Regions from separate parts of the Homo sapiens genome. Here region 2 is linked to region 1. Evidence: read pairs that join two places in POLR2A ChIA-PET (ENCODE). Cell type or tissue: GM12878. All regions are shown on one strand. Each heading gives the region's core, and the rest is flanking DNA. Links, peaks and the distances in the headings are about the cores only.

Region 1 (5,377 bases), core at 296-5,295:
TCAAAGCTTATTAAATAGTTCACTTTAAGTATGTGCATGTTACTATATGACAATTATACCTGAATAAAGCTGTGGGGAAAAAAACCAATCAGCGCTTATCCATATTTTACTGAAGGTGTTAAGTAAGATGCTAGTAAATGACAGAATTTCAGCTGAGCCAAGTCTGACTCTTGAAAACTACATTTCCTCTTTAGTGCAGAAAATATTTATGAGAATGGGAGCGTAGAAAAAATGAAATCACAATAAAACAAATTAGTTTCTGATTTTTGGACATGGTCTCATTTTCTAAATTATCACTGTCAGTTTTTTTTCTGCTGCTTCTAGAACATGTTTATTTTGCATAATTTCTCTGGCTTCCAAAATCTGAAGAATTGCCTCTGTTTAAACTCTATTTTCTTCTTTCGTGTACTTGCTCTTGATTTGCTGACCTTCTAAATGGGGACCAGCATCTAATGCTTAATGCAGAGTGCTGGGGACATGGGGAGGCAGGAGGAGCTGGAGGCTGCGTCATGGAAAGACCTTGGCGCCCCCTCAGGAAGGAAGGACTGGCTTGGCAGGATCCCAGGCTGTTTTCCTGGTTCAGCCCTCCCGAAGACATTGTGTTCTCTGCAGCCCTGGAGGGCCTCTTTCTCTCAATTTCTCAGTGAGGTACCTGTTTTGTAATCAGTCCTGTCAGGTGAAGCAGCCATGTTACTACTGGACAATCATGGATTATCTTTTCCCTTCCTTCCTGGATCCAGGTGTCTGAATTTATACCACCAAAATTCTTCCAGATTTTCTATCTAGTGGTTCATTCTCTTTTGTACTTTGTAGTGCCGTTGTTTATTCTCATGATTGATTTTTTTCTGAGCCAATTGGAAGGAATGTCTAACACTGACTGATCAACCCACAGTGTTTAAGAGGAAAAATATATTTTAGAATCTTGAGGGAGTTTTATTTCAGTGTATGTGAATTGTATTGGCTATGTAGCGTCTTCATTTTCATTGTAAGAAGAATTTTGCTACAGTGGGACCGGCTGCTTCTCATCACAAACAGGTTGTGGCTCAGATATTTTCCCCTTTGGAGAGCATTTTCCTGGTCATATTATTATCTTGTTGTCTTTCGTTGCACTCATTGCTCTCTGAGATCATTTTGTTAATGAATTTGCTTATTATACTTTCCTCCTTTAGATTACAAATGGCTTGAGAGCAGGGACCCACCTCTCTTATTCACTGTCCTAACCCTGGGACAATGTCTCATATGTAGTAAACATTAAATATTTGTTAAATGAAATTTTATGTGATTGGGGGACAAGTAAAGTGTAAGTACTTTGGGAGCATCTTTCCATCTTTCTAAAAGAAAGAAATGAAAATAGTTGAGGAGTTACTGGATGAACAGTATTCCTCTGTTAAATCAATCAATGACATACCAATATGTGCTTGAAAGACTGGGCCTGGGCCGGGCGCGGTGGCTCACGCCTGTAATCCCAGCACTTTGGGAGGCCGAGGCGGGTGGATCATGAGGTCAGGAGATCGAGACCATCCTGGCTAACAAGGTGAAACCCCGTCTCTACTAAAAATACAAAAAATTAGCCGGGCGCGGTGGCGGGCGCCTGTAGTCCCAGCTACTCGGGAGGCTGAGGCAGGAGAATGGCGTGAACCCGGGAAGCGGAGCTTGCAGTGAGCCGAGATTGCGCCACTGCGGTCCGCAGTCCGGCCTGGGCAACAGAGCGAGACTCCGTCTCAAAAAAAAAAAAAAAAAAAAAAAAAGAAAGACTGGGCCTGACTGCTATATTCTTTGAATATGGTAATGGATTGAAAACCTTGTGTATGGAAAATTCCCTGCTCTTACGTCATTTTAAAAGACTATGATTTTAAAACTTGTAATACGTTATAACGTTTTTCACTTATAATTTTCACGCCCAAAATGTTAAAGTCAGGGCAGAAGCAAGACATCAGCATTTAAAAGGTTGTGCCTCAGCCTTGGAGAGGAATGAGGTTGGTGGGTGGAACGTGAATCATTTTATCTTATGCAACTCTTAGTGAAGTTTTGGTATCTAGTAAGTGTTAAGAATGGTGATTAGTGGTGATGGTAAAAGTGTGGTGCATTTTTATGAGAAGAGTAGCATTTGCGTAGAATAATAGAGGTGCCTGGGATTTTTGGTAGTCCTTTTTTATTTAATAAAGCAACTGGGGCCGCGTGCTATGGCTTGCGTCTGTAATCCCAGCACTTTGGGAGGCCAAGGCAATAGGATCCCTTGGGCCCAGGAGTTTGAGACCAGCCTAAGTAAAATAGTGAGACCCCATCTCCACAAAAAAATAAAATTAGCCAGGCATGGTAGCACATGCCTCTAGTCCCAGCTACTTGGGAAGCTGAGGTGGGAGGATCACTTGAGCCTGGGAGGTTGAGGCTGCAGTGAGCCATGATCATGTCACTGTACTCTAGCTTAAATGACAGAGCAAAACCCTGTCTCAAAAAAAAAAAAAAGCTGAAAAAACAGTCAACTAGATTGTGTTCCCCTTTTGTGTTGACTTCTTAGCTCCACTTTATTAGAATGTGATAAAAATGAGACCTAAGTGGAAACAATCCCTGTCCATTGTTTTCCACTCTTATCATTACTGTATCCAAAATAGTCTTTCTCAATTGCCAAACCAATAGTCATTTCTTTATTTAAAACTCCTCCTCTGTGGTTCTCCACTGCTCTTAGATAAACTCCTGAGTCTTTTTTTTTTTTTTTTTTTTGAGACAGAATCTCTCTCTGTTGCCCAGGCTGGAGTACAGTGGCACGATCTCGGCTCACTTCAACCTCCGCCTCCCAGGTTCAAGCGATTCTCCTGCCTCAGCCTCTCAGTAGCTGGGATTACAGGCACACACCACCACGCCTGGCTAATTTTTATATTTTTGGTAGAGACAGGGTTTTGCCATGTTGGCCAGGCTGGTCTCAAACTCCTGACTTCAGGTGATCCGCCCGCCTTAGCCTCCCAAAGTGCTGGGATGCAGGCATGAGTCACTGCACCCAGCCAAAGTCCAGAGTCTTTAAAATGGTATAGGATGTTCTCCATGATCTGTACCCTGTGTTCCTCTTGAGCCTTTTCTCTTACATTTCCCCAAATTACAATGAGCATCTTTCAGTTCCTCAAAAGGAGGAACACTTCGCTTTGCTAATTCTTCCTTGTGCTTCAGGTCTCATTATGGGCATTAATTACCCAGACAACTGTCCCTGATGTGCCAGTCTGGGTTTGGTCCTCCTCCTAGTGTTCCCTCAGTATCCTGAGATCTCTTTTGCCGCTGTCTCCTCCAACCTGAAAGAACGGACGTATGAATGGATTGGCCTCTAATGGAAGCGTGTGACACTGGTCACAGGGAGTTCAGGGTGTAGTTGTTTGAATGATTGACTAAGATTCATCCGCTTGGCTCTTGTAGTAGTGACTCTGACAGACTATTACATGTTTCTATTTGAAATGCCAAGCCCTAGGTGAGCATCCAGCCACCAATGAGCATGTACTAAGTACCAGGCATTGTGCTCTATCCTGTAAAGTCAAGTGGACAGGACACACATGACCCATTCTTTCGTAGGGCTTGTAATTCCAAGGGGGAGGGAGATTGGGATAAAAAGCAAACAAAAGCAACTAGGGAATTACAGAAGTACTTACAGGCAGGTAAGCCCCTGGTTTGGGGAGGTGGGGAACATCTTCCTGGAGGAAAAACAAAGAGCTGACTTTTAAGGACCCAGCCTAGAGAGCCACAGCCTGCTTCAGTTAAATGACTGTGAACAGTCTTTGCTCAAAAGAAGAAAAGGAACTTCTGACCTGATAATGTTTCCCAGAGGGACATCGCAGATGCCCTTTTGAAAGGTAAATGTTCCTGACCCACAGAAATGTTTCCATCTTTGGAAAGTTTGGGAGGGAACTGTTTCCATGCTTGTGAACAGATGACCTGCAAAAGAACTTTTGACTCCACAAAGGCAGAAAGTAGGAACACTATATTTGAACCATCAAATACCTTAAGTTTTGTATAGATCATAAAATAATCATAGATGTTGAAGCAGGATGATCATCTAATTCAGAACAACAACAAAAAGCCTGATAGCTCTTAGGCCTGCAGACAGCCTGTAGGTCTATTCATTTGGCACAGATGTTTTTAACATTGAAACTGAAGGCATTTAGTGCTGTGGTGCTCCAGTTTGCCACAGACCCCTCCACTCCCTGTTATGAAACCAACTCTCTTGACTCATTACTTGCTTGGACCTGGGACATTTTAAATTTTGTGACACTATAGCTCAAGCCTTTGTTTTCTGAATGTGGGAACCAAAGTTCCAGCCAAATCATTACTGTTGCCCTAACAGGGGTGTCCAATCTTTTGGCTTCCCTGGGCCACGTTGGAAGAAGAATTGTTTTGGGTCACACATAAAATACGCTAACACTAACGATAGCTGATGAGCTCAAAAAAAATCCTCAAAAAAATCTCATAATGTTTTAAGAAAGTTTACGAATCTGTGTTGGGCTGCATTCAAAGCTGTCCTGAGCTGCATGCAGCCTATGGGCTGTGGGTTGAACAAGCTTGCCCTAACTCATGAGAAGTGTAATATACATACATTTAATATGTATTAATATCTATCTAATCTATATCTACAAAAATACAGATATACTTACTTAGATTTATTTAGATATGTAATAATTTATTAATTTATAAAATGCATTAGTTTAGATATATATTTACTTAGATTTTTACTTACATAAAGATTTGTGTCCTAGTATTTCAGAGAAAGCTAGCTTACTAGTAAATATATGGGGAGTTAACTTTTACTGCAAATTAGTATTATATTAACTATCCAATTTAAAAAGAAAGCAAACTCTGCCAGGCTGGTATGGTGGTGTGCACCTGTAGTCCCGTGTACTGGGGAGGCTGAGGCAGGAGGATTGCTTGAGCCTAGGAGTTCAAGGCTGCAGTGAGAGCTATGATCGAGCTGCTGCTCCTCAGCCTGGGCAACAGAGTGAGACTTTGTCTCAAAAAAAGAAACAACAACAACAACAAAAAAACCCCTCTTTTTATTTCGTTATACAACTCCCAGCAATAGGGGAACACTGTACTTTAATGGGTGTCAGGAGAACTGGGTTCAAGCTGTGACCTTAGGCAAGCGTCTGCTTATCTGGGTCCCATTTCCCCGTTATATTGTGAGGGGGCTGCACTAAACGGTCTCCAAAGACTTTTATATCTCTAAAGCCTCTGCTTCCATGTGTTAGGCAATCACATAATTTCTTCCCTTTTGGAGTAATTGGTTTGGTTTAAACTGTCAAAATGAATTATGTGTTATCAAAGTTAGTAACTCCTAAGAATTAAATTGGTCCAAATCTAAATTGCTTAGAGTTGGAGAGGATTTAGCTCCCATCTAAGTGAC
Region 2 (5,377 bases), core at 195-5,194, 180 kb after region 1:
AGTGTGTTAGAGTAAGTAACAGAGGAGTAAGCCTGGAAGCCAGGAGTTCAAGTAGGAGGTCTTCTCATAGGTCAGGCAAGAAACAGTCACAGCTTGGGGCAAGCCAGTAATGGTGGGAAGAGAAAGGAAAAGAGGAGGGGGAGCGATTCACATCGAAGGGAGTCTGATGATGTGGTTGGGGGACCAAGGAGTAGGCGTTAAAGATGACTCCGAGATTTCCAGTGAAGGAGCTTTTAACTGAGTAGGGATAGCAACAGAGTACAGTTTAGTTTTTGTTTTTTTGTGTTTAAAGAAACACTTCTGGTAGTTTTGCCCATAAAGCAGTTAGAGATGCGGCCTGGCTCTCCGGAGAGAGGTGTCAGGATAGGGATTTAGACTGGGGAGCCATCTGTCTAAGGGAATACTTGAACTCACGGGACTCAACTGCAAGGTAAAGTGTCAAGCAGGGCAACTGTGCACAACTGGGCAGATTGGGCCCTGAACAACCCTAGGGAGTGCCACCGTATCCTAGTCATTGTAGATTTGTGCAATGATTGAATTTTCTGGCAGATGGCAGTCAGATGTCTTGAGAAAGGGGCACCTTTTTCTAATGTGCACAAAGGTACCATATGGTGTGGCAGGAATGCTGGAAGTAAACCCAGGCAAGAGCCAAGAACAGAACCTTAGGGAACCAGCTATCCTATAAGGGAGGGTGGAGGAGGAGGAGCCTCCGGAGGAGACACTTAGGGGTGGTGAGAGACTTAGGTAGGATTTAAGTGTTTAGTTGCCTCCAATTTGCCTGAAAATAGAGTCACCACACAGTGAACTCTCATCTTACTTTGGTTTAATGACTCAAGTAGAGCCTCTGCTCATATTATCCATCAGTTCTTCCTTTTCACATAGCCGGTGAGTTTTCCTTGGCACTAGCAAGTGGGATCATTAACTGTCTCCATTTGGTTCGGATGTAGAATTATTAAACCTGTGGTTCTGGTCTTGAGAGCCAATGCCTGGCAGGTGACTGTGGCCCAGGGTGAATACCTGCTGCAAAGCCTCCTCTAGAAGGCCCACTGCAGAGCCTGCCTGGGGAGCTCCTAGGAGGGCAAAGGGCACCCTGCCAGGCAAGTCACCTGTCACACCTGGCTCCAGCCAGCTAGGAGTCAGATTGGGGCAGCCCCCCACCCAGAACTGCCAGAGCCTCTCGGATGGCTCAAGTCCTCACCTCTGAGGGCCTGGCAGGGTGAAGAACGCTCCTTGCCTCCTGAACCATATAAGAAAGAAAAGGCATCCCCAGAGCTATAGCTTGGAGGCTTGGCTCCTTTATGGCATAAACTACAAAGGCGCACAGCCTCCCCGATGTGTGCCAATAAGATGGCATAAATGCTTCTTGTGGAAGAGAAGGCTTGTGCCCTGCCTTGGCACATGATCCTCTGCCCACACATGCTTGTCATTGCTGCTTCCTGGCGCTTGTGACCTCCTTTGCATCAGTGGAAAGTTACAGGAGGAGAGATAGCACCACCTTTCTAGTCAGGAATCTGTCACGCAACCCAGATCAAAAACTTCAAGTTCACTTCTGTGTCAACGGGATCCCGACTCTGTGGGTGGATAGAACATTGTGTGGAAAGGCTGTAAAACTCAGAGTGTAACTGCAGTTTTTATCTGAGTGGCTGGAACTCTAGCTTGTTTATTACCTAGATCAGACAGGTAAAATGTTCTACTTTCAAATAATTCATGTTTTTCAGATCTTGAATTTTGGTAAATTTTTTTCATCAGTTGATTCTGTTTCTTAATTTGAGGAATAGAGTTCCTTTTCTAATGGGAAAATATATCACTTGTCATGTCTGTGGTGCTTTCTTGTGTTCTACAAACTCTACGTGAGCATAGGCTGTCTGGCTCTGGGGATCAGAAGCACTCAGGGAGCTCTGAGGACAGGATTTCATATACTACATCCTGAAACTGGGCAGATGATCACATGACCCTTTTTTTTTTTTTTTTTTTTTTTAAAGCAGGGCTCAGAAGCAGAGAGAGAAAGAGAATTTTTCCACAGCCTCAGAGAGAAAATCCAGGAAAATCCAGGAGTAGAACTCATGAGGCTGAGGTTCTGGAACTGTGTTCCCAAACTGCCTTCTCTGGAAAAAATGCAGAGGGAACCAGCCGATTCCTAGTAAAAAATTTTTGACTTACTGACTTTCAAAAAGAAATGAGTTCCATATGATGGGAATTGCATTCTTTGATTTGGACTTAAAGGATTTTCTGAGCTTTTAAATGGTTTCCTATGTAATATTCCATCTCTTCTGGTTTGGGAGTTTTCCATGAAATGCCTTTTTAAAAAATACCCAAAGCATCAAATGAGCTTTTCAGCTTGATGAAGAACTTAAGAAATTTCATCATTCCTTTTCTTCCTGGCTGACCTTTTAATTTTACACAAGATATACAGGAGTGATTTGTCTTGTCTGGTTTGTAAGGATTTTTAATCACCAGCCACACACATTAGTCACTGGCTTTTGTACCTACAAGCCCAATTTTCTTTGTTTTGGGGGTTTTTTAAATAAGTTTGTTTGTTCATTTATTTGGAGACATGGATCCTGTTCTGTCCCCCAGGCTGGAGTGCAGTGGCATGATCATATCCTCAAACTCCTGGATTCACGTGATCCTTCCACCTCAGTCTCCCAAGTAGCTGGGACTACAGGTACACACCACCACACCCAGCTAGTTTTAAAAAAAATTTTATAGAGACAGGGTCTCACTGTGTTGCCCAAGCTGACACTTACAGTAACAGTAGGATCAGACTGAGAGCTGGAAAAGGAACAGCGCAATGGGATTGGTAGCATAAAAGATTTACCACCAGATGCAGAAAGCAGTTCTCACCATTGCTTCCTCAGTTCCTTAGCATCCACCACGCGCAGAACTTTACACTTTACACTCAAGGGGTGTATGAATAAAGGGAATGCAACCAAAGTTTAAGGTAAGAAACTCAGAGCTTGTTCAGTTCAGTTAGTACTTAATTGGCTACCCAGCCTTGTGCCAGGTACCTTGTTCTGGGGCTAGAGAGCTGAAATAAGCATGGAGAAGATCTGCAGGGAAACCAACAGATGCAATCAGTGCAAGAAATGCTGTCATTAGAAGTGTGTACCAAACACCATTGGAGCACAGGCGGAGAGACACCAAACTTGGCCTAGGAAGGGATGCAGAGGCTTTGGAGACAGAGAAGCTTCAGTTAAGAGTGAAAAAGTCAGCCCAGGAGAGAAATGAGCTCTTCCATTTATCTGTGGTGATAAATCAATGTGTTTTAATTTTTCCTTTTTCAGTCCGTTTAGGACCAATACTTTTTATAAAATGTATTAAAAGTAAATTACTAGAAAAATGAAATTTCCAAATACATATAAAACAGAAGACCACATTTTTATTATTAGATTCAGCGGACTTATATTGTCATGTAGTATGACAGTATGATAGTTTGTCATACTGTCAAATAGTTTCGAAAAACTCTGTGCCTCTACTTTTACCTCACCATGGGTCAGCGCCAGTTTGCAGATGAGCGGCAGTTTGTGGACCACACTTTGAGTAGCATTGCCCTGGGCAGAGGAGGACATATGTGAGGATATAGTGATTGACTGATGTGAGAAATGTGGAGGGAATATCATCGTGTCCCATCCCATCGTTTTACAGATGAGGAAACTGAGGCCCAGAAAGGTGACAGAGCTAAGACCAGAGTCCCTGCTTTCTAACTCGAGACAGTTCTTCTTCTTGTCCTTTGACTAACTCACCTGAACAGTCACCAGATAGCACCAGCATTCCAGCCTGCCTACCCTGCTTCACCCACGCCTACTGCCTCTGAAGAAAGGGAAGAATCTGTGTCCATCAGAACATGCCGGGGATACCAGGACACCAGCCTGCTGCCCAACCTGGCTGACCCGTCTGCTCACGGACCCTGTCTTAATGACAGAAGCCACTCCAAGAGTTCACTGTGTCCTGCAGTAGCCAGTTAAATTCATGTAAATCCTGTTTGGGCAGTCAGTGGAATTTTTAATACTCTTCTCCTTTAAAAAAAAAAAAAAAAAAAGGAACAAAGGTTTTTCTCATCTATAAGCCAAACATGAGCAGGCAGTCACCAAGCAGGGCAAATTGTTATCTCTTGGAATCAGTTTGGTTCTAGACTGGTCTTGAAGGATTGACGCCTGGTCTGGGGTGGACTTGAGAGCCACAGAGTATGCTGTCCTGGTCTTAGGTCATCCCCAAGACAGGGGACCTCTGCAGGCAATAGCAGCTTCACGTTGGCTGTAGAGGTCCCAGATGGGTCCCAGGGTCCCAGCACAAACCAGAATCCACCCAGCTCCCCCCACATCCTCCCTAATCCTTCCTCACTGCGGTCTCCTGGGAACCTGGCCAAACCCAATGGTCAGGGAGGGAGTTGCTGTTCAGATTAATAGCCATTTATTATGGGCCTGGTATTTGCAAAGCACTGTGTTAGGCACTGAAGGGAACCCCGAAATATAAAGATATAGAAACGAAGGCAATGAGTCTCCTCATGGATATTGCATTTTAGGTGGAGAAATAAGTCATATAACAGCCCAGACGGGATTTTGAAATTTGTTCTCTCTGCCTGCCTCTTTTGGTCCCCATGACCAAGGAAGGCAAACACCAGTGCAGTGGCATTGATATAAATTCTTAAATGTGAACATGGCACTTGGAGTTGATTGCTTATTTGTGAAAATACATGATAAAAATATTCATAGATTCAGACATGTCAAAAAGATTCCTTCATTTATCACAGAGTTGTTTATAACAGTGAAAAATTTAAGAAGTCTGCAGGTGGCCTTGCATGGTCTGGGTGTTATCACACCACTGAGTGTCAAACCAGCATCTGCTGTTGGGTATGGGTCCTAAGCAATAGACAGGGAGGGGGTGAAGAACAAGGACTGGCTGTACAGTTGAATTTTATTTGATTACGTTGTGAAGTACAGATACTGTTTCACTTCCTGGGAATTTTGTGTTTTATTTCTGGAGATTTGAAATTCTCCAGAATGGAAATAAAGTTCTCCAGCCACTGTGGTGGTGTGGATGGCAACAGGGTTCAGTGACTTCCCTTATCCTCGTTCAACTTATTCTACCTAGCAGAACCAGTCACCTGTGGTGAATTCAGTGGCGTTTGACAGTCTAGGATGAACCGAATGAACCTCAACTTAAACCAGCTTTTTGTCATTGTACTGACCTGGGCACTTGACACTAAACAGAGATCTTAATTCCTGTATCTTCATGCATCAGAATTTGGTCTTAGTGGAGATGTCAATAGACGACGGTGTTGTGGCTGGTTGGGTTTAACCAGTTCTGGAGGCATTTTGCTCGTTGCCCAAGGTACTGGTGCCAGACCATGTCACTGTATGACCCATCTGGCTTTGGC

What was found. ChIA-PET counts read pairs that join two places held together with the same protein. Peaks named below come from ENCODE experiments on the same cell type or tissue, not always from the same donor. Only the 100,000 strongest peaks of a DNase experiment are listed, where the experiment ranks them.
Region 2: POLR2A ChIA-PET joins it to region 1 with 7 read pairs; 7 of 35 experiments call an interaction of 5 or more read pairs at or near these places.

The regions. Positions count from the first base shown.
Region 1 is chr14:61,326,534-61,331,910 of GRCh38, forward strand. The region is part of intron 1 of PRKCH (protein kinase C eta); the gene reads left to right. Among named protein-coding and RNA genes, the nearest start is that of PRKCH-AS1, 6.4 kb to the left of the region's middle. In GM12878, for the core only: no CTCF peak of the experiment used is centred there; DNase peaks (open chromatin) are centred at 3,148 and 4,189; H3K4me3 peaks cover 2,740 bases; H3K27ac peaks cover 3,684 bases.
Region 2 is chr14:61,510,295-61,515,671 of GRCh38, forward strand. All of the region lies in intron 10 of PRKCH (protein kinase C eta), which reads left to right. Among named protein-coding and RNA genes, the nearest start is that of PRKCH-AS2, 33 kb to the right of the region's middle. RefSeq lists an enhancer at 2,906-3,075. In GM12878, for the core only: no CTCF peak of the experiment used is centred there; no DNase peak of the experiment used is centred there.